4 separate regions of the Homo sapiens genome follow, and regions 1, 2 and 3 are each linked to region 4. A link is a contact called in ENCODE Hi-C or POLR2A ChIA-PET data. All regions are on one chromosome and are shown on one strand. Each heading gives the region's core, a stretch centred on a gene start or an enhancer-like site at or near the end of the contact. The rest is flanking DNA. Distances are from core to core; before and after follow the strand shown.

Region 1 (4,760 bases), core at 544-3,043, 240 kb before region 4:
TTCAAGTGATCCTCCCACCTCAGCCTTCAGAGTAGCCGGGACCACAGACATGTACCTGGCTAATTTTATTATTAGTATTAGTATTAGTATTAGTATTAGTATTAGTATTAGTATTTTGTAGAGACAGTCTGGCTATGTTGCCCAGGCTGGTCTTGAACTCCTGGGCTCAAGGGATCCTTCCAAAGTGCAGTGACTACAGGCATCAGCCACTGCGCCTCAGAGGCATCTCTCAAAATGCAAATGCAATTATTTCACTCCCTGCCTAACCCCAACTCCCCCAAAAAAAGGCTCTCCACTGCCCTTGGGATTCAAAATATTTTTGTTTTTGTTTTTGTTTTGTTTTGTTTTTTATTTGAGACGGAGTCTTGCTCTGTTGCCCAGGCTGGACTGCAGTGGCCCGATCTCCGCTCACTGCAAGCTCTGCCTCCTGGGTTCACACCATTCTCCTGCCTCAGCCTCCCAAGTAGCTGGGACTACAGGCGCCCGCCACCACGCCCGGCTAATTTTTTGTATTTTTCATAGAGACAGGGTTTCACCGTGTTAGCCAGGATGGTCTCGATCTCCTGACCTCGTGATCTGCCCGCCTCGGCCTCCCAAAGTGCTGGGATTCCAGGCGTAAGTCACCGTGCCCGGCCTGGGATTCAAAATATTAAGGGGAAAAAAAAAAAAGACAAGCCTTAAATCAGGCCCTGCCTCCCTGGACTACTCACTTCCCACACCCCAGGCCTTTCCTCGCCTCCTCTCTCTGCCTGCAACGGCTAGGTGTTACCCAAGCCTCCTCATCCCTCCCGGCTGAGGCTGCAGCCACCTTCTAATTCAGGGAGCCACGGAAGCTCCCCTCCTCTGTAACCCCACCACGACACGCACACAACCCCCAGTGCTGTTCCACCCGCCCGTGACCACTCCAACTGCAGGTTACTACCCGCTTCTCTCCCCGACCTCCCAGACCAGGAGCTGGAAGGCAGGGACCCTCTGGGTCCACTTTGCACTTTATCACCAGCGCCCAACACAAGGTCCCACGCTGCCCAACAGATAGTGATGGATAATCTTCATCCAGGGAACTTTCCCTGCCCTCCCTCCTCCTACCGCGTTCCTCACCCCCACCGCCAGCCCGGCACTTCATTCTTTACCCTTCAACCTCTCTCTCAGCACAGTAACCTTTCGTTAATTCAATCACCCAGCCCCTATTGGGCTCCCGACCCTGGGCACACAGCGGTAAACTCTGCCTCGCAATACCGTGTGGGCCTTCGCGCACCCCTCCGCGTGAGCGTTCCGAGCCCGGTGCAGTCCCGGCTTCCGCGCGCCCCTGCTCTCCGCACAGCGCTCCCGCTCCGAAGGTGCTCTGACAACCCCGCAGGCGCTATTCGGAGCCGGGGCAGGGCAGCTGGGGCTGGAGGCGGCGGGCGCGGGACGGAGCTCCATGAAAGTTGGAAGAAGTGATTACAAATCGGGACCCGACTCTCGCAGCCTTGGCGCTCGCCCCTCCACGCAGGCCCGGGATGCCGGCCTCAGCCCCCAGATGTCGGGAAGACGGCGCCGGCCAGTCCAAGGAAGAGCTTCCAGGAGGCTGGGGAGCAAGGGTGCCGGGCTCCTCATGCCGGGTCAGGTCTCCCAGGAGTGCCGGCTCCCAGGGCCACTAGGCCCAGGCCTGCGCGAGGAGGGAGCGCGCGCCTCCCTCCACCCACCCGGTCCTCGCCCCTAACCCGCTCTCCGGCCCACACTCACCTGCCTGGCTGCAAGCGCCGTCCCGGGCCAGGCAGTCAGGTTTCCATCCCCAGTGCGGCGCGCTCCGATGCCGTCATCGGGACCCCCGCCCCCCAAACCAGCCCCCCCCTCACCCGCAACTCCGCCCGCCGGGGCGCTCGGGGGCGGAGGCGCGAGCCGGTCGGCGTCGCGGAGTCGGCCCGCAGACAGGGCGGGCGGGGCCCGTGCTCAAGGGCTGGGCCTGGAGAGTGTGCAGCATCCTCATGATGGCATCGCCTTATTTTCTAGAATTTGTCTCCAAACTGGACTCCAGACCATCCTGTCCTCAGCCCCGAGTCACCTTCATCCCCGGTCTCTGTTTTCCACTCCCAGTCCCAAACCACGCCTCCTGCACGCCACTCACACAGCCGGCAGAAACTTTAATCTCCCCACGTTTAAAAAAGTTTTCTCAGTTATAAGACTCTCTTTTTCTCACATTTTAGCATTCCTAAAATTGAGTTCCATCTTACACTCATTGTCAAGGGAAACTTGGCACCAGGAGGGGCAGGAGAGGTGATCTGGGGGTGTCCACGGCAGCCTCAAAGAGATGGTTGGTGTCTTCACCTCTGAGACCTCTGATCCATTGTTTGCACTGGAAGCACCATGAATGGGTGAATTTTAAAATCTGAAAACATATTTGTCACTTAAAACGCCATTAGAAAAAGTAAACTCCAGTGTAGTTTCTAGTGAAATTTTATTATGTATATAGAAGATTACCTGTCATAGACAGGCAACATAATTAAAGGCCATAGAAATTGCCAGGCTCGTCAGATAGATCTATATTAGGAAACCCTCAGCCTCCAGTAACAGAAACCACAATTTGAAGTGGCTTGAACCATAAGGTCATGTGTTATCTCGGGGAACAGTGAAACCCAGAGGGATGAGGGCTCCTGGGCAGGTTGAGTCAGTGGCAACATTACCAAGGAGGTGGCCTTTTTAACTCTTTTTTTTTTTTTGCCATCAACTTCAGACACAAAACGTCCAGAGGAAGAAGACAGCAGTGTGTGGTGAAGCATGCCCTTTGGATCAAGAGCACTCCAAGCTGATTTCCTTCCCATTCCATGTACCACACAGCTTAGGCCTGTCCACCCCCAAACTAATCACTGTCAAGGGGATGGAACTACCATGATTGGCTTGCAATACCAGTGTGAGACAGCGTGGATATAGGAAAGTCATCCACAATCTCCACAACCACATCCTCGAAGCTTCATAGAGGAGAGGCTGGCCAACTGATTCGTGTATCACAAAGGACCATGATTCAGGTACCAAGCATCTATCTGTCAGATGCCAGGAGCTGTGCCATTTCCTCCAATAGACAATTCAATTAAGGAGAAACTAAAACCTCGAGCAATTGGAAAGAGCACATGAAACCCCAGTGTTCTTTGACATGCTGTAGAATGACACTGTTGTTCCCAAATATTCTAAATCAATTGGGGTCCTGAACAAGAACAACACAGAGCAGCCTGCCGCCGTGATGCCCAAAGAGAATCATTTTAGACCCTGAAAATGTGAAGAAGCTGAAAACTGAACTTGGATTTTCATATGTGTAAAATGTAATAAAAGGTGATGATGATTAATGAAACATCATGCTTTAAGAGGTACAATTCTGGGCCAGCCAAGGTGGCTCATGCCTGTAAACCCATCACTCTAGGAGGCTGAGGCAGGCAGATCCCTTCAGCCCAGGAGTTTGAGACCAACCTGGGCAATAGGGCAAAGCTGTTTCCACAAAAAATGCAAAACATAGGCAGGCGTAGTGGCATGGGCCTATAGTCCCAGCTACTTGGGAGGTTGAAGTAGGAAGATACACTGGCTTGAGCCTGGGAGGTGGAGGTTGCAGTGAGCCGAGATGGTGCCACTGCACTCCAACCTGTGTGAGAGAGTGAGACCCTGTCTCAAAAAAAAAAAAAAAAAAAGAGAGAGAGACAGAGGTACAATTCTAATTACAATTATAGTAATTAAATTGTAGAGAAAATAAAAACTTTCATGTTACAATAAATTTTTAAAGAATTTCATGATGGTGGAACTATCAATGTTCATGATTTTAGAAAGATTTATCTTTTTTCTTGCTCTTTCTGGTGGATGTGCAGTGTTTTTCTGTGTATCAGTAGCACTCATATGCAACAATCTGGTGTGTACCCGAGTGTCCAAATTGTGGCCTTTATCACTATTTTCCATTAAAAGTAGCTGATTCCATGTATTAGGGTAAGAACTGGAATAATTATTTTGTGGTCAAAAAATTCAGATGCTTTTAAAATGTATACTGTAGGCCTGAAATGACAAAAGCCCCAACTTAAAGGGGTTCTTACCAGCCAACTTGTGACATCATGAGCTTCAGAAGAGCAAAGAATAATTATAGTTACTTGAAACAAATTGAGTCGGTAAAAATTCCTTCTGTGGAATTTGACAAGCTGATTTTACTACTTACATGGAAAAGCAAAGTGCCGGAAGTTGCAAAAGACACTTGCAGAAGGGCAGTATGGGTGGACTTGCCCAAGAAGATGTGAAAACATATTTGAAACTATTGTAATTCAGACAATGTGCTAATGCTACAGGCATAACAAATAGAACAAATCTGGAAACCAGATCTATGACAGAGTAGAGAGTGCAGATCAGTAGGGGAAAGCTATTCAATCCATCAGGCCGAACCTGGTCCATTGTTCATCAGATATCAGTAAATGAGAAGTTTCCAGCTGACATTCGAGAGAACTCTTAAGCTTCCTGCAGTATACAGTTTATTTCGAGAGAAACTCAAGGCTGAGTATGGTGGCTCATGCCTGTCATCCCAGCACTTTGGGAGGCTGAAGTGGGAGGATAGCTTGAGCCCAGGAGTTCAAGACCAGCCTGGGCAACATAGCGAGACCTCATCTCTACAAATAAAAAAAAATTAGCTGGGCCTGGTGGTGTGCACCTGTGGTCCCAACTACTCTGGAGGCTGAGGTGGGAGGATTGCTTAAACCTGGGAGGTCAAAGCTACAGTAAGCTGTGATTACACCACGGCACTCCAGCCTGGATGACAG
Region 2 (5,381 bases), core at 684-3,183, 200 kb before region 4:
TTCTCCTGCCTCAGCCTCCTGAGTAGCTGGGACTGCAGGCGCCCACCACAACGCCCAGCTAATTTTTGTATTTTTAGTAGAGACAGGGTTTCACCATGTTAGCCAGGATGGTCTCGATCTCCTGACTTTGTGATCCGCCCACCTCAGCCTCCCAAAGTGCTGGGATTACAGGTGTAAGCCACTGCACCCGGCCTAAATGATTATTTTTTTAACCAACTTCCTTGATAAACCCTGCAGGGTACATTCTAGGTACACTGGAATTACAGGTTTCTATTTAATGAAATTTCTATTTAATGAAGCTTGTATATAAAGTAACCATTTAAAAAACCTATCAAACTAATGAGAAAGCCAGTATAGCTTGGTAGTTAAGTGGGCACTGGAGTCATTTGCGTGGATGTGAATCCCTCAGTTCTGCCATTGTAGTACCTATTAACCTCTTTCTGCTTCAGTTTCTCCATCTGAAGTGGGTAAAATATTTAGAGTATCTACCTCATAGGGTTGTGATGAGGGTTATATAAGTTCATAGTTGCAAAACACTGGGAACAATAGCTGTCATAAAGATGGCTTCCAAAAGCCTCATTATTGGGGCCATTCTAATTGATCTGTTTGTATCAGCACTTGCACACCCAGAAGAGAATGCAGAGCTGTTAAATAAAACTGCAACTGTAAATATTTTTTCATTAAGCAAGAATCAACCAAATCTCTAAAACATCATGAACTAGTACTGTATTCGTATTAAAGATACAATCTCTCAGTTCTTTTCGTTTCTTATGGAACCAAAAGAAAAAGAGACACAATCTCTGTTTAATATTTTCAGTAGCACAGCATGAACCTTAGAGGTGCAGTTAGTTCTTTCTGAGCTTCTCCCCACTGTATTTCCCCCCAATCCAGTTGGTGTGGTCTCATCCCCGCTATATTTTGTTTTACAATTTACAAAACTATTCCACATGCAGTATCTCAATGATACAGCCTGGGTAATAATGGAAGAGAACTTCTGTCTCTCCTCAAACATTTCAAGAGGTATTTGAGACCGGGCGCGGTGGCTCGCACCTGTAATCCCAGCACTTTGGGAAGCCGAGGTGGACAGATCACCTGAGGTCAGGAGTTCGAGACCAGCCTGGCCAACATGGCGAAACCCCCGTCTCTACTAAAAATACAAAAAGTAGCCGGGCGTGGTAGTGCACGCCTGTAATCCCAGCTACTCAGGAGGCTGAGGCAGGAGAATCGCTTGAACCCGGGAGGCAGAGGTTGCAGTGGGCCGAGACCGCGCCACTGCCTGGGCGACAGAGCGAGACTCCGTCTCAAAAGAAAAAAAAAAGAGAGATATTTGAAGTCACACCAAGTGGTTTGCTTCCCTAGCCACAAATACTAATCCAAAGTTTCTCTTTAAAGGAGATCCCTCGGAAGAATGTTGAGTGGAGAGAACCAATCTTTCTGTGCCCGGAGAGCAAAGTTAGGAGGGGAGGAGGATCTGTCAGCCGGTGTCCCGTCGTCGGCGGTCTCGAGGCGGCTAGGGTGCCAGGCACTGGGGCTTTCGTGCACGGGGCTAGGACGGGACGCGGGTGCGTTGGGCCCACTCACGTTGAATTTAGGGTAAGGAGGGGCTCGGATACTAAACTCCCTCCGTAGGAGCTGGCAACGTCCTTCCTGCTTCCATCTACTAGGCTATCACCTCCTTTTTCCCGGGTGCAGGGGAATAGGCACGGGAGCCGAGTTAGGGCGAGAAAGGGGCGGAGGCCGCTGGCACCTGACTCACCTGAAGAGTCGGTCCCGGCCCTGGGTCTGGTTGGTGAAGCGGGTGAAGGCGTCCATGGCTTCTAGCCCAAAGGCCACGAGTCGCACGGGGCTCAGGCGTGGGTCCTCTGGGGCCCGTCGGATCCCCAGGGAACGGTCAGTCCCAGGTTATCCGCTGAGGGGGAGGGGCTGAGTCTCTCCGCCCCAGAGGGGGCGGGCACACTTTCTGTAGAGCAACTTCGCGGACTTCCGGTTCAAGCCGGAAGTTGTGGTTACCAAGGCGACGCAACGCCGCCCGGCCAGGTGAGCAAAACTGATCTTACCTTTGGATGCCGGGGCTCCCCTCGAGTCCCAGGACTCCCCTTTACCTGTAGAGTCTCCTAGAGGAAAGTCTGAGGGGGTCCGTCTCCCCAGACTCGGGCGTTTCCGGATGCCTGACGCCTCCCCGCAGATCTCAGGTTCTCAGGAACCCGGGGTGATATCCCGAATGGTCTCTCCAGCCTCAGAACTCCCCTGAGCTCTTGCTTGGGACGGTGGGGCCTAATCATTTCCCAGCGCCGTGCCTCTTTCCCTTGAGCTACACCAGCTCTATGTCTGGTGAAGGAAGTGGTTAGGTCAGAGATAAGCCAATTTCACAGTGTGAACCTAGCATGGGAGGCGGATGAAGTGAGAAAATGTTCTGCTTGGATTATTGAACATTGAAAGAAGATTGTTACCTGAGGAAATCCTAAAAGAGTCATTATGAGCAAAGTGAAGCAAAAATAGATTGCAATGAAATTGCACCGCTGAACATTCGTTCTGTGCGGCTTGAAGAAAAGGAGCCTTACCCACTCCGTGGCAGTAATTTTATAAAATGTACCCTCTATAACCACAAAATAAGGTCGGCCGGTGCTGTGGCTTACGCCTGTAATCCCAACACTTTGGGAGCCGAGGTGGGCGGATCACCTGCGATCAGGAGTTGGAGACCAGCCTGGCCAACAGGGTGAAACCCCGTCTCTACTAAAAATACAAAAAAAGTAGCCGGGCGTGGTGGTGGGCGCCTGTAATCCCAGCTACTCGGGAGGCTGAGGCAGGAGAATCGCTGGAACCCAGGAGGCGGAGGTGGCAGTGAGCCGAGATTGTGCCACTGCTTTCCAGCCTGGGCGACAGAGCGAGACGCTGTCTCAAAAAAATAAAATAAAATAAAATAAGGTGAACATTTTCGTAATCTTTATTCCCTTGGTCAGGCCAGCTCCTAACATTTGCAGGCCCTGGGTAAGAGTACAAATGGAGTCCAGCACACCGTATGTTTAAATATTTTAGTTATAAATCAAGCAACAAATTGTAAAGTAAAATATAGTCTGTTTTCCTACATTGACAAATAGACCCTCATAATGATGTAGAAGGCCAGGTTCATCTTCAGAATCCCTAGACTCCTTAGAATACCTGGAAACACAGCTGGAATATGGCAGTGTGGGGAGAAATGGCTCCCAGTCTTTTCCCACTTCCCTTTCTTTTCTGGTTTCTGGTGCCCACCTGCATTCCCTGCCAGGAGCCTTGTATACCATCCTGATACTCCAAGCCACATCCAACGTCTGCCCGTACCTCTGCAAGCAGCCATGCCTTTGCCACCTTTTCAGATCGAGGAGTGCTCACATTAGCAGCTGGGTCTGCCCTCAGGTGAAAGCTGAGAAGGGCTCATGCAGGCCATGGTGTCATTTGGGCAGTAAATTCCAGGGGTATTGGTACCCTGAACATGGTCTAGACTCCAGAAGAGGGAAACTAGGCTTTGGGTGAGCATATCTCCTTGGCCCCATGGGTTACTCATTTTTTGTAGAGGAAAGAGCCTCGAAGAGAGCCAGAAGTTTTCTCTAAATACGTGGCCCAGGTCAGGGCAATTCTGCAAGCAATGAGAATTTATTGAGTCCTGGCCATATACCAACCACTGTGCTAAACTCTAGTCGTAGGGTAATAGGTTAACAAGGAACACAGTAAACTGATAAGTACAACACAGAGATATGTTAGATGATAGAGGTGAGCACAGGGTGCTTCTAAACACAGATGTGTATCATCTGTTTTTTGTTTTTGTTTTTGAGACAGAGTTTTGCTCTTATTGCCCAGGCTGGAGTGCAATGGCGCAATGTCAGCTCACTGCACCCTTCGTCTCCCGGGTTCAAGCGATTCTCCTGCTTCAGCCTCCTGAGCTGGGATTACAGGCATGCGCCACCACGCATGGCTGATTTTTTATATTTTTAGTAGAGATGGTGTTTCACCATGCTGGTCAGGCTGGTCTGGAACTCCTGACCTCAGGTGATCCACCTACCTCGAGCTCCCAAAGTTCTGGGATTACAGGTGTGAGCCACCACGCCTGGCCTCATCTGTTTTTTATACCTACAATTCTGCCTTTTTCACAATATCATATAAATTGAATCATATAGTATGTAGCGTTTTCTTTTCTTTTCTGATTTATTTTACTTAGCATAATGCATTTGAGATTATCTATGTTGTGCACATCAGTAGTTTGTAATTTTTTATTCCACAATGTGAATGTATTATAATTCATTATCCATTCACCCACTGAAGTACATTTGTGTTGTCTCTAATTTGAAGCCATTATAAATAAAGCTGCTATAAATATTTAAGTACAGATTTTGATGTGAAACATAAGTTTTAATTTTCCTACTGTAATATGCAGGAATGTGATTGCTGAAACATATGGTATGTTTAACTTTGTAAGAAACTGCCAAACTGTTTTCCAAAGTGGCTATCCTATTTTGTATTACCACTGACAATGCGTGAGAGCTTATCTGTTTGCCTGTTGGTGGACATTGGGTTGTTTCCACTTTGGGGCTCCTACAAATAAAGTTGTAATGACTGTTCGTGTACAAGTCTTTGTATGGACATATGTTTTCAGTTCCCTTCTACCACTCCTAAGAGTGGAATGACTGGATATGATGGTAGATAATGTGTTTAACTGTCCTGCAGGGGACAGGCCTATGCAAACCTACCCCTAAAAGTCTGAGAAAGCTGAGAGGCCAAAGCAAGAGGCTGACATACCCAGTTTCTCAGAAACAAACATTTAATAAATAAATACAATTTAAACAAACAAACAGAAGCCATGTCTCAGGAGCAAGACAAGATGGTGGATCCCTGCCATTATCCACCAGACCCAGGGTTTCTGTGCTATAGAGAAAGGTGCTTCAGAAGGAATGTGTAAGATAATTGCTTAAGGACAGAATTTATGGCAAGAATGATAACATCAAGGTTGTTTTGACCTAAGGGCAATATTTACAGTAAGTGGTGCTCTTACACAAGGAATGAGTCAAATGGAAATCTTAGAGGTTTTTCTGGAACTGGGGATAATCAGAAGTTAACATGGAGGATTAGCATCTAAGATGGAGTTGCTTTGGCCTCCACATTAGCGTTTTAAGAAATTGCCAAACTGTTTTCCAAACCAGTTGTACTATTTTGGTTTCCCAATAGTGTGTATGAGCATTCTTATTGTACATCTTCAACAACACTTTCATGGTCTATCTTTTTAACTTTAGGCATTTTAATATACGTGTAGTGGTATCTCATGATTTTAATTTGCATTTCACAAATGACTAATGATGCTGAACATCTTTTTATGAGTCTATCTGCCATCTGTATATCTTCTTTGGTTAAGT
Region 3 (5,317 bases), core at 2,014-4,513, 250 kb after region 4:
TAGTCCCAAAACTTTCGGAGGCTGAGGCAGGAGAATCACTTGAGCCTAGGGGTTCGAGACCTGCCTAGGCAACATAACAATACCCCATCTCTACAATAAATAAAAAATATACTGGCATGGTGCACACCTGTAGTCCTAGCTACTCAGGAGACTGAGGTAGGAGGATCACTTGAGCCCAGGAGTTCAAGGCTGCAGTAAGTCGAGATCGTGCCACTGCACTCCAGCATGAGCAACAGAGATCCCATCTCAAAAACAAACAACAACAATAAAAAACTTTATCTGAAGAATGCAAGTCCCAGGCCAGGCGCAGTGGCTCACGCCTGTAATACCAGCACTTTGGGAGGCCAAGGTGGGTGGATCACAAGGTCAGGAGTTCAAGACCAGCCTGGCCAACATAATGAAACCCTGTCTCTACTAAAAATACAAAAAATTAGCTGGGCGTGGTGGCGGGTGCCTGTAATCCCAGCTACTTGGGAGGCTGAGGCAAGAGAATGGCTTTGACCCGGGAGGCAGAGGTTGCAGTGAGCCGAGATCACACCATTGCCCTCCAGCCTGGGTGACAGAACGAGACTCCATCTCAAAAAAAAAAAAAAAAAAAAAAAAGGATGCAAGTCCCCCTTTCGTTATCAGGCCCAGAGAATCTTTGAAATGCAACAGCAGGTTGGGCGCAGTGGCTCACACCTGTAATCCCAGCACTTTGGGAGGCCCAGGTGGGCAGATCACAAGGTCAGAAGTTCGAGACCAGCCTGGCCAACATGGTGAAACCCTGTCTCTACTAAAAATACAAAAAATTAGCTGTGCATGGTGTACCTGTAATCCCAGCTACTCGGGAGGCTGAGGCAGGAGAATCACTTGAACCCCGGAGGCAGAGGTTGCAGTGAGCCGAGATCGTACCACTGCACTCCAGCCTGGGTGACAGAGCGAGAGAGCGAGACTCTGTCTCAAAAAAAAAAAAAAAATTAGCTGGGCGTACTGGTGCACACGCCTGTAATCCCAACTACTCAGGAGGCTGAGGCAGGAGAATTGCTTGAGCCAAGATTGCACCACTGCACTCCAGCCTGGGCAACAGAGTAAGACTCTGTCTCAAAAAAGAAATGCAACAGCATATGACAGCAGTCACATCTCACCCGCCCCCGACCACCAAGCTAAATAATTACCTCTTGAAGCCACTTGCTATATGGGCTCTAGACTAACTGACACCACCACATAGCCATAAAATGCCATATTCCAGACACTATAACTCATACCCCATAGCTCAACAATGCATAGCCAATCACAAGCCAATGTTATTCCTGCAAACTAATAAGAACATTGTTGAATCACCCACTCCTTGTCCCCTTTTGCCTTTAAAGGCCTGCTTGTAACAAAAGCCGAACACACAGCGTACCCCAAGGCAACTTGAAGTGTGTCCCCAATGGCTGTCCTCACTCTTGGCCCAAATTAACCCTGTATATTGATTTTGCCTCAGCTTCTTTCTCTCGGTCAACACTAGAATGTCCAACAGCCAGTTTGGGGTGGATGGGAGGGCGAGCCCTCTGAGCACCTGCCCTGTTCGTGCTCTGAGTGGGTCTCAGCGGCCGGACGGCTTGCTCTCCCCTCGGGCCGTGAAGTCCTCAGCCTCCCAAAGTCTGACGTCCTTGGAAATATTTGAGGTCCTCCAGACTCCAGCAGCAAGCTTGTGGCAGGAGCGGCAGGGGGATGAAGGAACTGGACTGTGGGAAGTGCCTAATGAGTCAGCCAACTCTGTGGAGGGGAGGGAAGGAAACATGCCGTGTTAAGAGGATCTGCAAGCCAGGGACGGGTGGGGAGTGGAGCCCGTGGAGGATGGACAGCTGGACCATGTGAGTTTCCATTGTGTCGGGGGGAACGTGTCACCCAGAGGTCTCTCCAGCAGTCTCCCCACCCCCACCCCTGCAGATTCCACAGGACCAAGGGCTTCCCTGGACAAGGGCCTGGTCCTTGGAGTCTAAGGCAAGACTCCAATCTCCACAGTTGCCCGAGCTCTCTTCCCTGTTTGGGACTTGGGAACGGGAAGATTTGGGAGGTGAAGAGCTGGGACTCCCTTTGGTGGAGAAAGCTTGGGTTTCAGCACTGACTTGGAGAGACCAAAACAAAGGGTTTTTGGCCAGGATAGAGTGATTCTCAGGAGGAAAGGCAGGAAAGCATTTCCCCATATTCAGGTAAGGAGAGAGAGAAAATTAACAAACTGTTGCTGTGGAGGGAGACAAACACCTTGATAAACTCAAGAAGCTGGTTACGGGGATCCCGGCAAACCCGCCGGCGCAGAGCACAGTAGTGGAGAGGCCCGGGGAATCCCAGCAAAAAACACCCCACCGGCTGGGCGCCGCGGCTCACACCTGTAATCCCGGCACTTTGGGAGGCTGAGGTGGGCAGATCACAAGGTCAAGAGTTCTAGACCAGTCTGGCCAACATGGTGAAACTCAGTCTCTACTAAAAATACAAAAATTAGCCGGGTGTGGTGGTGGGTGCCTGTAATCCCAGCTACTTGGGAGACTGAGGCAGGAGAATCTCTTGAACTAGGGAGGCAGAGGTTGCAGTGAGCTGAGATCACACCATTGCACTGCAGCCTGGGTGACAGAGCAAGGCTCCGTCTCAAAAAAAAAAAAAAAGACAAAAAGAAAAACACCCCACCAACCAGCAAACAAAACAACAAAAACCAAGGAGGAACGACCAGGAACAGTGTCTGTAGCCTCAAATGCCTTTATACCAGTGACGGTGACACCACACCGTGGGGCCCTGCCCCCAATCAACTGAAAAATGAGGCAGCGACAGTTGTGGGAAGCCATCAGTGGGAGGAGACCAAAAGACTAGAGTGGTTTTTTTCTGCTTTGTTGAAATACAATTGACAAATAAAAGTATACATATTAAAAGCATACAACGTGATGACTTGGTATATGGACACGTGAGATGATTATGACAATCAAGCTGATTGACACACTCATCACCTCCCATAGTTACCGTTGTTACCCATTTTTTTAAAAAAAACGAGAACACTTTAGAGGTACTCTCAAAAGATTGTTTTGTAAAGTTGTTTTTAAAGGTTGGGATCACCCAGACTCTAATTCAAGTGACCTTATGGGAGCCCGGGAAGACAGGATTGTAAGCAGGTAAAGGAAACCTCCACAATTCTGTTTCTTGGTGAGGAGAAAGCCTGTCTTGAAGGAGGTGTGGAGGAGGCGGGGGCCGGCAGCCAGTTGACGAACAGCCAGAAGGTGGCAGTGTCTACCTGGGGAGGGGCAGTGGGCTGAGCCCCTGGCTGGGGCGAGTCCTTTATCACACCACAGCCAGGGCCAGCTGTGTGCAGCCCCAGATTACTCCTTGACAAGACTCAGTCCCGCCAGGCCCTCCCCGCAGGCCTGTTTTTTATGCTGGTCTGGCCATGAGGTAAGGCTGGATAGGGACAAAGTGCCCGAGCATGACAGCTGCCCAGGCTGGGCCCAGTTGCACAGCTTGGGTGGCCCTAGCCTTCGAGCTCTAAATCGAGTCTCCTCCTACTCCTAGCCCATGGCAGTCGGGCCCCGGACATTCTCCTCACTGCTTCCAGGATTCTAGAGGGCTTTCCAGTGCCCCTGGCCCCAGTCCTGCAGTGTTGACCTCCTGAGTCCCTGCCTCTCACTTCCCGGTGATGTCCCTCTGCTCTGTGCCCATCCTAGAAAAAAAAAAAAAAAAAGCCCTCTTTCTATGCTTTCTTTTTTCTTTCTTTTCTTTCTTTCTTTTTTTTTTTTAATGAGACAGTCTTTTTCTGTCACCCAGACTGGAGTGCAGTGACGTGATCTCAGCTCACTGTAACCTCTGCCTCCCAGGTTCAAGCGATTCTCCTGTCTCAGCCTCCCGAGTAGCTGGGACTACAGACACCCGCCACCACACCCGGCTAATTTTTGTATTTCTGGTAGAGATGGGGTTTCACCATGTTGATCAGGCTGGTCTTGAACTTTTGACCTCGTGATCCACCCACCTTGGCCTCCCAAAGTGCTGGGATTACAGGCGTGAGCCACAACGCCCGGCTTTTTCGTATTTTTAATGGAGATGCGGTTTCACCATGTTGGCCAGGCTGGTCTCAAACTCCTGACCTCAGGTGACCCACCCGCCTCAGCCTCCCAAAGTGAAAGTGCTGGGATTACAGGTGTGAGCCACCGTGCCCGGCCTTTCTATGCTTTCTTGTCACATGAGCTACAGCTTTTACTGAAGGCTTGGGCAATAGAGGGGTGTACTGGGGTGTACTTAGTAGGAAAACAAACCATTTCAAAAAGAATAGTACAGATCCTGTTCTTAAAAGTCCTTTGAGGTCTGGCATGGTGGCTCATGCCTGTAATCCCAACACTTTGGGAGGCCAAGACAGGCAGATCACAAGGACAAGAGTTCGAGACCAGCCTGGCCAACATGGTGAAACCCCGTCTTTACTAAAAATTAAAGAATTAGCCGGGGGTGGTGGCATGCGCCCGTAGTCCCAGCTACTCAGGAGGCTGAGGCAGGAGAATTGCTTGAACCTGGGAGGCAGAAGCTGTAGTGAGCTGAGATCGCACCACTGTACTCCAGCCTGGGCCACAGAGCAAGACTCCATCACCAAAAAAAAAAAAAGAAAAGAAAAAAAAAAAGTCCTTCGAGGCTGGGTGCAGTGGCTCACTCCTGTGATCCCAACACTTTGGGAGGCTGAGGCGGGCGGATCACCTGAGGTTGGGAGTTCAAGACCAACATGACCAACATCGAGAAACTCCATCTTACTAAAAATACAAAATTAGCTGGGTGTGGCAGCACATGCCCGTAATCCGAGCTACTCGGGAGGCTGAGGTAGGAGAATCACTTGAACCCAGAGGCGGAGGTTGCAGTGAGCTGAGATCACGCCATTGCACTCCAGCCTGGGCAACAAGAGTCTCAAAAAAAAAAAAAAAGCCCTTTGGTCTCCCCGCCACTGTGAAATTCTCAGTGGACACATACCTCCCAGGCTCTGCCCTTGCCATTTTGTTTTCTCCCTCCCTCCTCCCTCCTTCACCCTTCATTTCTATGACCATCTTTCCATTTCTTCTTCTCTTTTGGGGTCCCTCGCCCCCAAGTTCCGGTTAACGTTCTCTGTAAAGCCGTTTGATTCCTCCTGTGTTTAAACATCTTCCTTCAACTATGTCCTTAGCACCTCCCCTTCCTCAACAAAAGTGGCTATCAAGATATTTTCCTAAACAAAAACCGGTCTCACCCTGCTAAATGCATTGGAAACTTACCACCTGGTGTATATATTGGCCTCCTGAGCAATTGATTAGTCTGAGTCCACAGCTGGGACCTGGCTCTCCTCTCCACCAGCTGC
Region 4 (5,416 bases), core at 2,218-4,717:
TCTCAAATCTTCATTTGCAATGAATCAGCTGTGAATGCTGTTAAAATACAGATTCGGATTTAGCAGGTATAGGTTAAGTCCTGAGATGCAAGTCTAGTAAGCACCCAGGCAATAACATTTCTGCTGGTCTGGGGACCACACTTTGAGTAACGAATCATAAGAAAACCTTCAAATTGGACTTGCCCCAAGAGTTAGAAAATAGGTTCAAGTAATTTTAATCCCTTTCTTTCTATAGCCCTGAATTTAGCTTTGAAATGGTTATTTAAAAGAAACAGAGAGGGGAAAAAAGGGAAAACGTAATTGTGGGGAAATTACTTTGACTCACATGGGTATGGAATGGCTCACAGTATTTACTGACTGAATGAAAACTTGCTAATCATTGGTCACTACAAATTTGAGTAAATTAATCACTATTTTCCTCATTTCCATTTAAAGAACAAACAAAGCTCACAGATGACAGGATGCTGTAGGAGACGAACTCTATATATGCAAAATACAAAACATGCTAAGCATCAGCACTTTTTAAAACTGACAAAGACATCTTTTGAACTAAAGCCTTTTATCTGACTCTGGGGGAAGTGGCAGCAGTGGGGAAGTGGTACGAAATGATGAGGCTACCTAATTTCTAGTTCAATAAAAAGGTAAACTACCAATTGCTTACATGCCTCAGTGATTTTAATAACCCCTCATATCTTTTTAGTACTCTGTAGTTTTCAAGGTACTTTCATCCATGAGCTCATGAGGTCTTATAAAAATCCTATGATCCAAAGATACACGAATGGGCAATAAGCACATGAAAAGATGCTCAACATCATTAGTCATTTTGGAAACTGAAATCAAAACCACAATGAGCTGGGTGCGGTGGCTCACGCCTGTAATCCCTGCACTTTGGGAGGCCAAGACGGGCAGATTACTTGTGGTCAGGAGTTCGAGACCAGCCTGGCCAACACAGCGAAACCCCATCTCTACTAAAAATACAAAAATTAGCCAGGCATGGTCGTGGGCACCTGTAATCCTAGCTACTCAGGAGACTGAGGCAGGAGAATCACTTGAACCCGGGAGGCAGAGGTTACAGTGAACCGAGATCACGCCACTGCAGCCTGGGAGATAGAGTGAGATTCAGTCTCGGAGGGAAAAAAAAAAGCCACAGTGAGATACCACTTTACACCCACTAAAATGTCTTTAACCAAAAATAAATAAATAAATAACGAATGGCAGGGATGTGAAGAAACTGGAATCATTATACATTGCTGATGGAAATGTAAAATGGTGCAGCCACTTGGAAAATTTGTCAAATAGTTTGCAGTTTCTCAAAATGTTCACCACAGTTACCATATGATCCAGCAATTCTACTCCTAGGTATATAACCAAGAGAAATGAAGTCATAAGTCCACATAAAAACTTGCACAAGAATGTTCATAGCAGCATTAATTAGAAGAGCCAAAAAGCAGAAATATCAACTTATAAATTGACAATCAAAATATGGCATATCCATATAATGGAATATTATTCAGCAATAAAAGAAATGAAGAACATCAGATACATGCTACAACATGGATGAATCTTGAAAACATTATACTACATGAAACATGGCAGACACACAAAAAACCACTTATTTATGATTCCATTTATAGGCAACGGAATAGGCAAATTCCATTTGCCATTCTGGAACTGGCAAATTTAGAGGGAAAGAAACTCTCTGGGGCTGGGAGAGTCATGGAGAAATAGGGAGTGACTGCTAATGGGCAGAGGTTTCTTTTTGGGGTGATGAAAATGATCTAAAATTGATTGTGGTGATGGTTACACAGCTTCTGTGAACATGCTAAAAAACACTGAATTGTCCCCTTTAAATAAGTAAACTGGGGCCGGACACAGTGGCTCATGCCTGTAATCCCAGCACTTTGGGAGGCTGAGTCCGGTGGATTGCTTGAGCCCAGGAGTTCAAGACCAGCCTGGGCAACATAGAAAGACCCCGTCTCTATAAGTAAATAACATAAAATAAATAAGTAAACAGTATGGCATGTTAGTTTTATCTCAGTAACCCTGTTAGAAAAAAACTAGGGGGGAAATTTGCATACACACAAATGCAAATACAAATAGTTACGCTGAATACTCATATACATACATATATATATATACTTTTTTGTGTGTGTGTGTGATGGAGTCTCGCTCTTTCGCCCAGGCTGGAGTGCAGTGGCGCTATCTTGGCTCACTGCAAGCTCCGCCTCCCGGGCTCACGCCATTCTCCTGCCTCAGCCTCCTGAGTAGCTGGGACTTGGAGGTGCCCGCCACCGCGCTTGGCTAATTTTTTGTATTTTTAGTAGAGACGGGGTTTCACCGTGTTAGCCAGGATGGTCTCCATCTCCTGACCTCGTGATCCGCCCGCCTCGGCCTCCCAAAGTGCTGGGATTACAGGCGTGAGCCACCGCGCCCGGCCTGAATACTCATATTTTTACCTCGATGTAATCTACTTAATAAAATGTAATCTAGCTTTAAAAATCTTATGAAGGAGTAAAATTATTTTTTCATTTCTAATTGACAAAAGACAATAAAAGTCTGAAAAGGGTTTATTAACTTGTCAACAGACGCAAGAGTAGAAAAGGTGGAGCTGAAGCCTGAACACGTTTTCTGGCTCTTTCCCCTCTTCAGTTCCACCAGTCCCCCAATTATGTAACATTTTGAAACCCTGCCATGAAGAAATATAATCTTCGAAGACAGGAAGCAAATACTGATGTTTATGTGTTTGCAAAGGAACGTGTTGGGAAAATTCAAATTTACGTAATCACTTATTGAGCCCTTATGCGGCAGCATTTATAATTTCTCATCATTTTTCCACTTTTAAACTGATTTTCTTCAACCCTAAGAGTGAAGGGTATCTAGTCTCTGGAAAGTCCCAGCCAACACTGAAGCAAAATAATTCCAAAAAAAAAAGAACTTTTCCAGTTCTGGCTATAACAAAAACTTTCAGAAACTTAATATTTCTTCCTCATGAAACTGTGGTCAACAACCAAAAAGATGACAGAATGTGACTTCAATCACTCAAGTTCTCATCGAGGCACACTCCCCACTGTCGCTTCTATCTCGTTCCCAGAGACCCACGGGAAAATGTCACAAAATGGCACAGAAATGCCAGGATCAAGAAAAGGGTCAGCGAGAGCGGGGCAGTAGGGCGGGAGACAGAAGGCCTGGCACCAGCCTGCGCCTAGATTAAATGCTTAAGTAGGGCGAGGGTCATGCTCGGTGCAGGAGCCCCAGGTGACCAAAGAGCGGTGCCCCCGGGCGCCGAGAGGCCAAAGAGGAGGGAAGACATAGTGGGCGCCCTGAAGGGGCGTGGTGAAGCCGGGCCGCACTCACGAAACGCTGGTAGAAGCGGACTAGCCGTGGCTTCCCATGGTTGTTGAAAACCAGAATCGCCTGAATCATCTTTGCCAGCCACGGTTCTCTCAGCACCGGCTACTCCCAGAAAGCTCCTCCTTCCGCCACAACACGATCACTTCCGGTTGGTGCGCTGCTGAGAGCGGCACTCGGAAACTTGGCCCCGGCGCTCACGAGCCCTAGCACCCAAGGGTCCGGCCTCTCTGACGCCTTGGAGGGCAGGTGCGGATGCCGAGGAGAGTGGTCACCTCGGCCAGCGTTGGTTGGCCAGTCAGGATGCGAATCCGGATCTATGTCCCTCGCCCAGACCGACGGCTGGCCCCAGAAGCCGAAACGACCGTCAGCCGGGTTGCCAAAACGGAGAGGCGGCGGGAGCTTGCTTTTCTCACCGCCCGCTCCAAATCATGCACTCCCGCCATCCCCTTAGCGCTCGCAGAACGTTCCGCGGAGTGGAGACGCCGGTCATTCGGCCGTTCGTCGGTTATGGAACATTTCGTTCATTTTAATTTTTCAGTATTATAATGCTGCAGTGAATTACGTAGCTGTCTCTCCGTGCAGATGGGCTGTTCCTCTATGGTAGACGGTGAATGGTGGAATTAAGGAATTTTTAGTGCATTTCCATTTAAAATCCCAAATCGATCAAGTTCTTATTTTTGTTTGTTCTTTTAATGACCCAGTGTGGGTGAAGTGGAGCATGTCCGTATACTGCAGATGGAGCAGCGGATACAGATGCAAATCGATCCAGAGGACTGTTTGGCGATATGGATCAGAAGCCTTTAAAATATATAACAGTCCGGGCGCGGTGGCTCACGCCTGTAATCCCAGCACTTTGGGAGGCCGAGGCGGGCGGCTCACTTGAGGTCAGCAGTTCGAGACCAGCCTGGCCAACAAGGTGAAACCCCGCCTCTACTAAAATTACAAAAATTAGCCGGTTGTGGTGGCGCGCGCCTGTAGTCCCAGATACTTGGGAGACTGAGGCAGGAGAATGGCTTGAACCCGGGAGGCGGAGGTTGCAGTGAGCTGAGATCACACCACACTGCACTCCAGCCTGGGTGACAGATATATAACATATATATATATATATATAAAACATTAGACTCAGCGTTTCCAGCTCTAGAATTTATGATAAAATGATTGTGGATGTGTGAAAAGATTTAGCCTGAGGAACATACATTTCTGCCAGAGTATCTTCAGAACAGTAAAAAAAAGAAGAAAAAAATATATATCTCAGCAGTGTTATTACAGGGGAAAATGGGAAGAAAATTATTACAAAAATGAGAAATTGGTTAAGTGCATTGTTCTACATTGAATATGAGAAATATTAAATAGATAATAAAAATCATGCTGGGAAAGATTTATGATACGGAAGTGTTCATGACACCTGTTAAGCTAAAAGATTACACAAAGTATGTACAGGGACAACCCACTTTGCTCAAGATTGGAGGCAAATACACCAAAATATGAATCATGTATCTGATGGAATGGCAGAGTCAGGGTGTTTGATCTGTACAGGACCCTGGAACCACACTGCCCTGATTCAAAGCATGGTTCTGCGGACTGCCTGGGCACCCTGGGCAAGTTTCCCCATCTGTAGAAAAGGTGTAATATCAGTTTCCTAAACTGGAAAACTGGAAAATGAGTCTACTGACTTCAGACAGTTGTTATAAACACAAAGGGAGTTAGTATAATATTTGTAAGCACTTGGACAGTGCATGGCACATAACTGAGTACCACATAAGTGATTTAAAAACATCTTTGGGTGGTAGGATTATCAAGTTTTCCTTTTTTTCCTTCAAAGAAATATGTACTACTTTTGCAGCCAGAGTTCTGGGGTTTGCTTGTTTGTTTTTCAGAGATAGGGTCTTACCCAGGTTGGAGTGCAGTGGCACAGTCATACCTCACTGTAACCTCAAACTGCTGGCCTCAGGCAATCCTCCAGCCTCAGTCTCCCAAACCGCCACCACGCCTAGTCCAGTTTTTTGTTTGTTTGTTTGTTTGTTTGTTTGAGATGGAGTCTCACTCTGTTGCCCAGGCTGGAGTG

What was found. A loop is a pair of places that touch in the nucleus more often than their neighbours do. ChIA-PET counts read pairs that join two places held with the same protein, here RNA polymerase II (POLR2A). Pooled maps may share reads with other maps.
Region 1: a loop to region 4 is called in a map of chondrocyte, with 2.5 times the contacts of the local background. The contact joins the promoter of KIF7 here to the promoter of AP3S2 in region 4. A Hi-C loop is called at or near these places in 2 of 168 maps with a recorded cell type or tissue (PC-9 and chondrocyte) and 6 of 50 pooled maps. POLR2A ChIA-PET finds 5 or more read pairs at or near these places in 2 of 52 experiments (HEK293 and PC-9).
Region 2: a map of CD4-positive, alpha-beta memory T cell shows a loop between it and region 4 (31-fold over the local background). The contact joins the promoter of PEX11A here to the promoter of AP3S2 in region 4. A Hi-C loop is called at or near these places in 3 of 168 maps with a recorded cell type or tissue (CD4-positive, alpha-beta memory T cell and naive thymus-derived CD4-positive, alpha-beta T cell), 4 of 37 single-sample maps with no recorded cell type and 12 of 50 pooled maps. POLR2A ChIA-PET finds 5 or more read pairs at or near these places in 2 of 52 experiments (CD4-positive, alpha-beta T cell and activated T-cell).
Region 3: a loop to region 4 is called in a pooled map, with 7 times the contacts of the local background. The contact joins the enhancer-like site here to the promoter of AP3S2 in region 4. A Hi-C loop is called at or near these places in 1 of 168 maps with a recorded cell type or tissue (prostate gland), 1 of 37 single-sample maps with no recorded cell type and 12 of 50 pooled maps. POLR2A ChIA-PET finds 5 or more read pairs at or near these places in 3 of 52 experiments (CD8-positive, alpha-beta memory T cell, Panc1 and WTC11).

Annotation. Positions count from the first base shown.
Region 1 is chr15:89,653,674-89,658,433 of GRCh38, forward strand. KIF7 (kinesin family member 7) reads right to left here and starts at 1,794. Exons shown (of 19, transcript NM_198525.3): 1 at 1,726-1,794. RefSeq lists silencers at 1,832-1,971, 2,405-2,699.
Region 2 is chr15:89,688,821-89,694,201 of GRCh38, forward strand. It overlaps PEX11A (peroxisomal biogenesis factor 11 alpha), which reads right to left and starts at 1,934. Exons shown (of 3, transcript NM_003847.3): 1 at 1,757-1,934. The coding sequence starts at 1,812. It overlaps WDR93 (WD repeat domain 93), which reads left to right and starts at 1,991. Exons shown (of 17, transcript NM_020212.2): 1 at 1,991-2,037. RefSeq lists an enhancer at 1,769-1,858.
Region 3 is chr15:90,140,093-90,145,409 of GRCh38, forward strand. No RefSeq gene overlaps it. Among named protein-coding and RNA genes, the nearest start is that of IDH2, 40 kb to the left of the region's middle. RefSeq lists enhancers at 1,605-1,899, 3,449-3,983. Within about 2 kb of position 3,264, at least 10 of the 41 ENCODE cell types and tissues checked have a DNase peak (open chromatin) inside an H3K27ac peak, as active enhancers do; they include Panc1 and prostate gland, where a contact is called at or near this core.
Region 4 is chr15:89,890,527-89,895,942 of GRCh38, forward strand. AP3S2 (adaptor related protein complex 3 subunit sigma 2) reads right to left here and starts at 3,468. Exons shown (of 6, transcript NM_005829.5): 1 at 3,355-3,468. The coding sequence starts at 3,423. All of the region lies in intron 5 of ARPIN-AP3S2 (ARPIN-AP3S2 readthrough), which reads right to left. ARPIN (actin related protein 2/3 complex inhibitor) reads right to left here. Exons shown (of 6, transcript NM_182616.4): 6 at 4,480-5,416. RefSeq lists enhancers at 1,757-2,506, 3,499-3,648, 4,003-4,750.